Regions from separate parts of the Homo sapiens genome. Here region 2 is linked to region 1. Evidence: read pairs that join two places in POLR2A ChIA-PET (ENCODE). Cell type or tissue: Panc1. All regions are shown on one strand.

What was found. Peaks named below come from ENCODE experiments on the same cell type or tissue, not always from the same donor. Only the 100,000 strongest peaks of a DNase experiment are listed, where the experiment ranks them.
Region 2: POLR2A ChIA-PET joins it to region 1 with 6 read pairs; 2 of 35 experiments call an interaction of 5 or more read pairs at or near these places.

The regions. Positions count from the first base shown.
Region 1 is chr16:89,878,735-89,883,734 of GRCh38, reverse strand. TCF25 (TCF25 ribosome quality control complex subunit) reads right to left here. Exons shown (of 18, transcript NM_014972.3): 2 at 223-384. Among named protein-coding and RNA genes, the nearest start is that of TCF25, 7.6 kb to the right of the region's middle. RefSeq lists a cis regulatory region at 1,158 and enhancers at 1,074-1,243, 3,561-4,230. In Panc1, no CTCF peak of the experiment used is centred here; no DNase peak of the experiment used is centred here.
Region 2 is chr16:88,775,988-88,780,987 of GRCh38, reverse strand. All of the region lies in intron 1 of PIEZO1 (piezo type mechanosensitive ion channel component 1 (Er blood group)), which reads left to right. Among named protein-coding and RNA genes, the nearest start is that of PIEZO1, 6.7 kb to the left of the region's middle. RefSeq lists an enhancer at 4,054-4,804. In Panc1, no CTCF peak of the experiment used is centred here; no DNase peak of the experiment used is centred here; H3K27ac peaks cover 1,623 bases.

The sequences.
Region 1 (5,000 bases):
GGCGCAGACTCTCCTGAGATGCAGGAGAAAGGCCTGCGACCTTCACTCATTTCATGCAAATCTCATCAAGGTTCCCAAGTAAATTTGGGGGCAACTAGCAGGTAACCAAAATGGAACTCGGAAAATTACACCTCCAAGGAAAATCACAGCACAGGATACACGTGGCTGGGTGCCTTGGAACTCTCCCGTCTGATGCCACCTCCTCACCACTCAGCCCCCCACCTGCTCTGAGGGCACTGTCTCGGTGTCATCTCCATCCGTCTTGCTCTCTGTGTTTCCACGCTGACCCCTTCCTTTGTTCCCTGGTGCCACAGCGTCTGTGAGCGCACAGCCAGACCTCTCCCCGTTCACCACAGGGTCATCCTCAAGATCGTCAATGTTTATCTGGAAAAACAGGTTGGAGAAGAGCCAGGGCGTTACTTACAGTGTGAACGCTCATGCTGAGATATGAATAGTGAGATGTGAACGGGCTTGCGTTGGGGACCCCCAGGGTCAGTGCGAGACGCTGGACGGGAAAGATGCAAGAACCCGAGACTGTTGGACACAGCAGTGACTCAGCTCTGGCTCAGGGGGACTTTGTCAGCAGCTCTACAGAAAGCCGGGGCCCCGAGGCTATGGGGTATCTCTGCCTTCAGAGATGAGGTAAGGAAGACTCCTCAAATATTGTAATTTACTCCATTTACAGAGGACCATCTGCAGGACAAAACGTTAAATATATATATTCAGCCAATGCATTAAAGTTCCTTCTTCCTCCTTTCTCCTCAAGCCTCAGCTCCTCTCCAGCAGCAGGCAGGAAAAAAAGGCACCAAGGACCCATCAACCTACAAACTTTTCCTAATGAAAATGATAGGCCAGGCGAGGTGCTCGCGCCTGTGATCCCAGCACTTTGGGAGGTTGATGCAGGCGGATCACTTGAGGTCAGGAGTTCAAGACCAGCCTGGCCAACATGGCGAAACCCTGTCTCTACTAAAAACACAAAAATTAGCCAGGCACAGTGGCAGGAGCCTGTAATCCCAGCTACTTGGGAGGCTGAAGTGGTATAATCGTTTGAACCCGGGAGGCAGAGGTTGCTGTGAGTCAAGATCGCACCACTACCCTCCAGCCTGGGCAACAGAGCAAGACTCCATCTCAAAATAGAAAAACAAAATGACATACGATAAAAATAATTCATACGATGAAACCTTCTCTCTCTCTTTTTGAGACAGAGTCTCGCTCTGTCATCCAGGCTGCAGTGCAGCAGTGTGATCTTGGCTCACTGCAGCCTTGGCCTCCTGGGTTCAAGCATCCTCCTGCCTCAGCCTCCCAAGTAGCTGGAACTACAGGCGTGAGCTACCATGCCTGGCTAATTTTTTAAATTTTTTTGTAGAGATGGGGGTCTCAACACATTGCCCAGGCTGGTCTTGAGCTCCTGACCTCAAGCGATCCTCCTGCCTCAGCCTCCCAAAGAGCTGGAGTTACAGGCGTGAGCCACCACGCCAAGTCTGGAACCTTTTTATAGCAGTGAGAATGAATGAATGAATGAACCACCACTGAACACACAATATGGATGAATCTTAGGAGTATAATATTAAATGGATAAAACCTCACAACATACATTCACATACAGATTGGAGGGGAGACAGGCAGTGGGAGAAGGGTAAGAACAGGAAAAGTTCTGGCTCCTCAGCTAGTGAGAGGCTGACCGGGCACGGTGGCGGTGCACCCCTGTAATCCCAGCACTTTGGGAGGCCGAGGTGGGTGGATCACGAGGTCAGCAATTCAAGACCAGCCTGACCAACATGGTGAAATCCCGTCTCTACTGAAAATAAAAAAATCGGCCAGGTGCAGTGGCGCGTGCCTGTAATCCCAGCTACTCGGGAGGCCGAGGCAGGAGAATTGCTTGAATCCGGGAGGCAGAGGTTGCAGCGAGCCAAGATTATGCCACTGCACTCCAGCCTGGGTGATAAGGCGAGATTCCATTTCAAGAAAACAAAAAAAAAAGAGGCTAACAGATTGGGTGTGGTGGCTCATGCCTATAATCCCAGCGCTTTGGGAGGCTGAGGCAGGAGGATCATCTGAGCCCAGGAGCTTGAAACCAGCCTAGGCAATACAGTGAGACCCCATCTCTACAAAAAATTAGCAGGGTGTGGTGGCACACACCTCTTGAGTCCCAGCTACTCAGGCGGCTGAGGAGGACTGCGTGAGCCCAGCAGTCCTGGAATCTGGAACCTGGAGTGAGCCATGATCACACAACGGCACTCCAGCGTGGGCAACAGAGCAAGACTCTAGCTCTAAATTTTTTAAAAAAAAAGCTAACAGAGACCAGCATCAACAATTCTTTATGAACTAGGAGATTCTGATGGATCCAATCGGATGCACTAAGGTTCAAAAATAAATAAAACTGCCTGTTTAATTTAAAACATCTTGAAAACCACAAACCTCAGAAAACACAATCAGCTCCAAGCCCCATAGCCCTGAGATAGTTTCTGAAACAGAATTGAGACTCGGCTGCACCTGGGAAGACAGACACCCCGGCTGCGGTTGCTGAAGAGAAGAAAGCACAGGGCAGGTCTGTGCTTGCCGGTCAGTCGGCTTTCTCTCCAATGGAGGCTCCCACATGACAAGGATACGATTCAGGAGCATCTTAAACGCCCGCTGAGACAAGTCAGGAGCAACTTACGCCCGTTGAGAAAATCCATGGCAGTATAGACGTGTTATGTAAACAGAGCCCCTAACTTGAAAACACTGACACTCCACCAAAACGAGGTTTGTCCCATCCCAGCAGCACCATGATGGTGATTCTCATGGTGATGCCTCCTTCTGCCTGGCCTTTGCTGGCGAAGCTGGGGCCTAGGCATGGGCCGGCTGCCTTGCACCCTGCAGTAAAGGAAGAAAGCTGAAACAAAGCCTATTGTTGAAATGTTTCTAACCTGTGGGTGGTCACTGGTAAATTGGATCTACACCATCTCCAACATTCAACTAATGATGATGTCTCTTAGTGAAGCTGGGTGCTGGTTTACTTGTCTGTTTTTAGAGATAGGGTCTCACTGTGTTGCCCAGGCTGGCCTCAAATTCCTGTGGTCAAGGGATCCTCCTGCCTCAGCCTCCCCAGGAGCTGGGACTACAGGCACACGCCACAACACCCAATTTACTTTTTTTTTTTTCTTTTTTTGAGATGGAGTCTTGCTCTGTTGCCCAGGCTGGAGAGCAATCGCATGATCTTGGCTCACTGCAACCTCCGCCTCCCGGATTCAAGTGATTCTCCTGCCTCAGCCTCCCGAGTAACTGGGACTACAGGCATGTGCCGCCATGCCAGGCTAATTTTTGTATTTTTAGTACAGATGGGGTTTCATCATGTTGGCCAGGCTGGTCTCGAACTCCTGACCTCAGGTGATCTGCCCGCCTCAGACTCCCAAAGTGCTGGGATTACAGGCGTGAGCCACCGCGCCCGGCCAACACCCAATTTACTTTTATTAACTCATGCTGACTTCCTAAGAAAAAAAATTCTTATTTTGAGGTGTTTGACAAATCGAATTCATAAAAAGCTCTATGCCAAGCTGAACTTCAATGGAAAGGAGCCTGTGTACACGGACAGCACGCGTGATGGGCTCAGGAGCCTGCCTGTGTACACAGACAGCACACATGATAGGCCCGGGAGCCTGTCTGTGTACATGGACAACACGTGTGACAGGCTCTGAAGCCCATCTGTGTACACGGACAGCACGTGTGATGGGCTCAGGAGCCTGCCTGTGTACATGGACAGCACGCGTGATAGTCCTGGGATCCTGACTGTTTACAAAGACAGCACACATGATAGGCCCAGGAGCCTGTCTGTGTACACGGACAACACGTGTGACAGGCTCCGAAGCCCATCTGTGCACACGGACAACACGTGTGACAGGCCCCGAAGCCCATCTGTGCACACGGACAACACGTGTGACAGGCCCCGAAGCCCATCTGTGCACACGGACAACACGTGTGACAGGCCCCGAAGCCCATCTGTGCACACGGACAACACGTGTGACAGGCCCCGAAGCCCATCTGTGCACACGGACAACACGTGTGACAGGCCCCGAAGCCCATCTGTGCACACGGACAACACGTGTGACAGGCCCCGAAGCCCATCTGTGCACACGGACAACACGTGTGACAGGCCCCGAAGCCCATCTGTGCACACGGACAACACGTGTGACAGGCCCCGAAGCCCATCTGTGCACACGGACAACACGTGTGACAGGCCCCGAAGCCCATCTGTGCACACGGACAACACGTGTGACAGGCCCCGAAGCCCATCTGTGTACACGGACAACACGTGTGACAGGCCCCGAAGCCCATCTGTGTACACGGACAACACGTGTGACAGGCTCCGAAGCCCATCTGTGTACACGGACAGCACGTGTGACAGGCCCAGGAGCCCGTCTGTGTACACGAACAGCACGTGTGACAGGCTCTGAAGCCCGTCTGTGTACACGGACAACACGTGTGACAGGCCCCGAAGCCCATCTGTGCACACGGACAACACGTGTGACAGGCCCCGAAGCCCATCTGTGTACACGGACAGCACGGGTGATAGGCCCAGGAGCCCGTCTGTGTACACGAACAGCACGTATGACAGGCCCCGAAGCCCATCTGTGTACACGGACAACACGTGTGACAGGCTCTGAAGCCCATCTGTGTACACAGACAGCACGGGTGACAGGCCTAGTTTTGCTTCTTCAGTGAAGTTTTGGTGATGACACATGATTTGCTGCAATCTCTACTGCCATGCATCAGCTCTAAAATGCTGTCAATCACCGTCAGACAAACCTTATTACTGGCTGGGCGCGGTGGCTCACGCCTGTAATCCCAGCACTTTGGGAGGCAGAGGTGGGCAGATGGCGAGGTCAGGAGATCAAGACCATCCTCGCTAACACGGTGAAACCCCGTCTCTACTAAAAATACAAAAAAACTTGCCGGGCGTGGTGGTGGGCGCCTGTAGTCCCAGCTACTCAGGAGGCTGAGGCTGGACAATGGAGTGAATC
Region 2 (5,000 bases), 1.1 Mb after region 1:
AGACAGTTAGGCTTTTTTCTCTTTTTTCTTAAAGACAGAGGCTCACTCTGTCGCCCAGGCTGGAGTGTAGCGGCGTGATTTTGGCTCCCTACAACTTCAGCCTCCAGGGCTCAAGCCATCCTCCTGCCTCAGCCTCCTGAGTAGCTGAGATTACAGGTGTGTAGCACCATACCTAATTTTTGTATTTTTTGTAGAGACGGGGTTTCACCACTTTGGCCAGGCTGGCCTTGAACTCCTGACCTTAAGCGATCTGCCCGCCTCAGCCTCCAAAAGTGCTGGGGTTACAGGCATGAGCCACCGCGCCCGGCTGACAGTTAGACTTTTGCTTCTTTGTTTATATAAGCTTTTTCTTCTGGTTCCAAAAGCAAGTTTGCCCTTCCTTGTGGTAGAGAATCCTAGCTCACAGAGCAGTTTAGAAGCCAGCACAGTATCCCACACACACATCTGGCATGGACAGACCCTTCCTTGCTGGGTGTGGGTCCTGTGTTCTTCTGAAAGGCAAGCTGTTCCCAGCCAACCCCTGCCCCTCTCTGCCTTAGCCTGCCTGGAGGCCTGAGTCTCCTGGGTGACTGTGAGGTGGGACCCCCCCTTCCCCTACCCCCACCCACATCCTCTGTATCTGCCTTCTGTCCTGCTCTTGACCTTTGAGCTCCTCTGCTGGCTTCAGGGTGCGGCTGTTGAGCCTATTTTTTGGATTAGGACTCTGGGGTGAGGGAAGTTAATTCACACACCCAAGATCACACTGGTGGGAAGGGACAGGCCCGGGGTGAAGGCTTCTCCTCTCCTTGGCGGTTGAGTCCCACACCTGCTGGCCGAGGCACCTGAAGGGGACTTGGGGTCCAGGGTCACTGGGAGGACGGGGGCAGGCAGAGGGGTGGCCGACCTGGTGGCGGCTCGTGGGCAGCAGCCGACCCTATCTTGCTCTGAACGTGTGGGGCCCTCACCCCCTTCTCTGGGTCTGGGTTTCCTCCCCTGTAAGTGACACCGTAAAAGCTTCACAGCCGCTTCCAAGTCTCAGGTCTCTCGGGCTTTGGATCTCACACCCAGGCTGGGTGGGGGTAGGGGCGGGACAGCCGTCCCCCCCGGAAGGCTCAGAATTCCTCGCACAATCGTGGGGCCAGGAGACCCGCAACACAGGCTTTCCCAGCTGCGCTGAGTGCCGCGGTGGCCGGGGGTCCGTCGGGCCTCCATGGAGCTGAGGGGAAGGGGCCACTCACCGCCTGGTCCCGGAGCACACAGGGCAGCTCCCAGGAGCACAGAGGCTCCTTGGGACCTGTGGGGCTGTCGGCCTCCCTCATGCTGCACACACAGCGCGTCCCCAGGGGTGTCTGCAGCCCAGCCCATCCCACTGCAGATTCCCGACCACTCAGATTCATTCATGCATCCTCTCACGCCGGTCCTGTGGGACAGAGCTCTGGGCAGCAGCCAGAAGTCCAAGTTCTGGTTCAGGGCCAGTGGAGGTGGGTGTTGGGGTGGGGCTGGAGCTCCCTGCTCTCCCTCCCAAGCTAGCCAGGAAAGGAGGTTGGGGGCCCCGCACGGTCATTGCTGTTTATTCACAAAGCGCGATGCTGAGCACAGGCGGGGAAAGAAAAGTGCGATCAGTGCCAGGAAAATGGGGCTCCCCCGACGCCGTCCAAAATGGGATCCCTTGCCGGGCGCGGTGGCTCACACCTGTAATCCCAGCACTTTGGGAAGCCGAGGCAGGTGGATCACCTGAGGTCAGGAGTTCGAGACCAGCCTGACCAACATGGCAAAACTCCATCTCAGCTAAAAATACAAAAATTAGCTGGGCATGGTGGCGGGCACCTGTATTCCCAGCTGGGAAGGCTGAGACAGGAGAATCGCCGGAACCCAGGAGGTAGAGGTTGCAGTGAGCCACAGTCGTGCCACTGCACTCCAGCTTGGGGGCTTGGGGGACAGCAAGACTCCCTCTCAAAAAAAAAAAAAAAAAGTGAAGTCGTAAATCAGATTAAATTCCCTTTTTAACCCTTTGAACCTCTGTCCTCCCCTGTTCCCAGCGGGAAGCCTCTGGTGAACGCGCCATGCACCCCACCTGCCCCCGCTCTCTGGGTCTCTCTCCCAGCTGGAACGGCCGCTTCCCCAGGTGCCTTCCCTGGGCCACAGCCTTGTGCCTCGGCGGCTGCTGGATGCCTGGGTGTGTGGGTGGCTCCCAGTGTGTGGGATGGCACACGAGCCTCTCGCCCTTCTGTGTGGGGTCGCACACCCACCGCAGGCCGTATTTTTGCTCACGTTCATGTTTCTCCACGGTGGACGCTGGGTTGCAGGGACCCTTCCTGTGTGCGGGTGAGGATCTGGGCAGCTGCTGGTGCCGGGCCCATGGGGACGCTGACCGTCCCGGGTGCCGGCTCTGAGGTGTGCAGTGGACGGCTGTCCTGCCGGGCGCTGCCAGGGCCCCTTAGGCCGACGTGCGTGGCCACCCGATTCCCCGCCGTTGTCTCAGGAACCTTTGCCGAGTGGGGTGGATCAATTTTTCGGGTGTGTTTTAATAGCATAATTACAGGGAGTATTTCAGGCTCCCTCTGACGGGCCGGCAGGGTTTGGCTGCCGGCTGTTTACCAGGCTCCAATCTGCACACTATTTTTCTGTGGGTATATATAGCTGGGGCTGCTTCTCCTTCCTCAGGTTCAGGCTAAAGAGGGACAGCAGCCGCCTCAGCCACCCCCTGTGGTTTCCTTTGCCTGTGGATGGGCGGCTAAAATGGGCCCAGGAAGAGTCAAGAACAAGGCCGGCTCTCGGTGCCACAGCTCTACCCCCAAAAGCAGGAAGGGGGCTCGGGCCATGCCCATCTGTGAGCTACACCGGTCCGGGAGCGGCATCAGGCAGGGGAGTCCTGGACCCCCGCAGTGCTGGGGTGTGTTTGTCCGCCCTCCCTCCCGTGTGTCTAGAAGCCTCCAGCCTCGGGGAAAACAATGAAACTCAACTGTGACTTAAACAGATTCCCAGGCCCGCAGGAGCTCCCGGAGGCTTGTGGCTGTGGCGAGACCTGGAGGGCCATGCGGGAGGGACAGACGCAGGTTTGCGGAGGCCGCCTGCCCAGGAGGGGCGTCAAAGGAGGGGACAGATGTGGGTTTAGGGAGGCCACCTGCCCGGGAGGAGCCTCGAAGGAAGGCACAGGCGTGGGTTTGGGGCTGCCTGCCCTGGAGGGGCCTCAAGGACCCCAGGTCTGGTCTTGGTCTCACTCACCTCCTGGACCCCCCAAGGCCTGCAGTTTGCAATCTGTCGCCTGGGACCCCCACTGTCTGCCTTTACGCAGCTCAGCCACCACGCGGCCCTCGCTCCCTCATTTACTTGATTTCTGTTTATGGTTAAAGTACCGTTTAAAACGACACATCATTAAAGCAACATGAAAGGGAGTTTTGAAAAGGGAAGCCATCGTCCATCCCACTGCCCCTGCCTCAGCGGGGATTTACTTTTCCTTTCCTGTCTGCGGGCCAGTGACAATGAGGACCCCGCAATGTGTCTGCGGGCCAGTGACAATGAGGACCCCGCAATGTGTCTGCGGGCCAGTGACAGTGAGGACCCCGCAATGTGTCTGCGGGCCAGTGACAGTGAGGACCCTGCAATGTGTCTGCGGGCCAGTGACAATGAGGACCCTGCAATGGGCGGCCTGTAAGGCTCTGCCCTGGCCTCCGCTGCCTTCGCTTTCTCCCTCCTTGGTGGGTGCACGCCCTTGTGCTTTTCCTAAAAGAGCAGGTCCTCCGGGCATGGTGGCTCACGCCGGTAATCCCAGCACTTTGGGAGGCCGAGACGGGTGGATCCCAAGGCCAGGAGTTCAAGACCAGCCTGGCCAACATGGCAAAACCCTGTCCCTACTGAAAATACAAAAATTAGCTGGGTATGGTGACAGGCATCTGTAATCCTAGCTACTCGGGAGGCTGAGGCAGGAGAATCACTTGAATCCGGGAGACGGAGTTTGCAGTGAGCCGAGATCACACCATTGCACTCCAGCCTGGGCAACAAGAGCGAAACTCCATCTCAAAAAAGAAGAAGAAGAAAATCCTGACACTTCAGCCTGGTGCAGGCCCTTCCCTCCTTCTAGTCCCTGCCAAGAAGTGAGCCGGGCCCAGATCTCCTGCCGGGCGGGGAATGAGCACACACATTCCCCTCTTGGGACAGACAGCAGCAGCAGCCCTGTTGCACACATGAGGACGTACAGGCTCAGGGGCCGTGGGTGGCAGAGAGGCTATCAGCGCCGGACTGGCCCGCCCCGAGCCAGGGTCCAGCCCCACAGTCCTGTCCCCAAGCCCTGGCCCTTCTGCGGTCACTCCCGTCTGCTGAATCCCCTACTCTGCCCCTGGTGTGTGGCCCCCCAGTTCCCTCCTGTGTTCATTCCCTGCTAACCTCCCGTGGCTTCGCCTCCCCAGATGCCCTGAGCACACAGCCTCTCCCCTTCCTCCCCTCCTAGATGTGCACATAGGAGCCGCCCAAAGGCTGGGGCAGCTAGTGGGGCCCCTCCAAGGGAAGCTGGGCCCCGGGCAATGCCCTGAGCCACCAGGTCCTGGCCCTGCGTCTCATCCCTTCTTTTTTTTTTTTGAGACAGAGTCTCGCTCTGTCGCCCTGGCTGGAGTGCAGTGGCCCAGTCTGGGCTCACTGCAAGCTCTGCCTCCCAGGTTCACGCCATTCTCCTTCCTCAGCCTCCCGAGTAGCTGGGACTACAGGCGCCCACCACCACACTCCGCTAATTTTTTGTATTTTTAGTAGAGACGGGGTTTCACCGTGTTAACCAGGATGGTCTCAATCTCCTGACCTCATGATCCACCCGCCTCGGCCTCCCAGAATGCTGGGATGACAGGCGTGAGCCACCGCGCCCGGCCTCATTTGGTTCCTTCTGTGCACCACAGTGTGGGATCTCGGGTCCTGGGTGGCACGTGTTTAACCTGAAAGGAAACTGCCCCTGCGCTCCCCAGCTTGTAGCCCGTGGGCCTGGCTCTGAGGCCCCGACTGCCCCACGGCCTGTGCTGCGCATGCTGGAGCCAGGC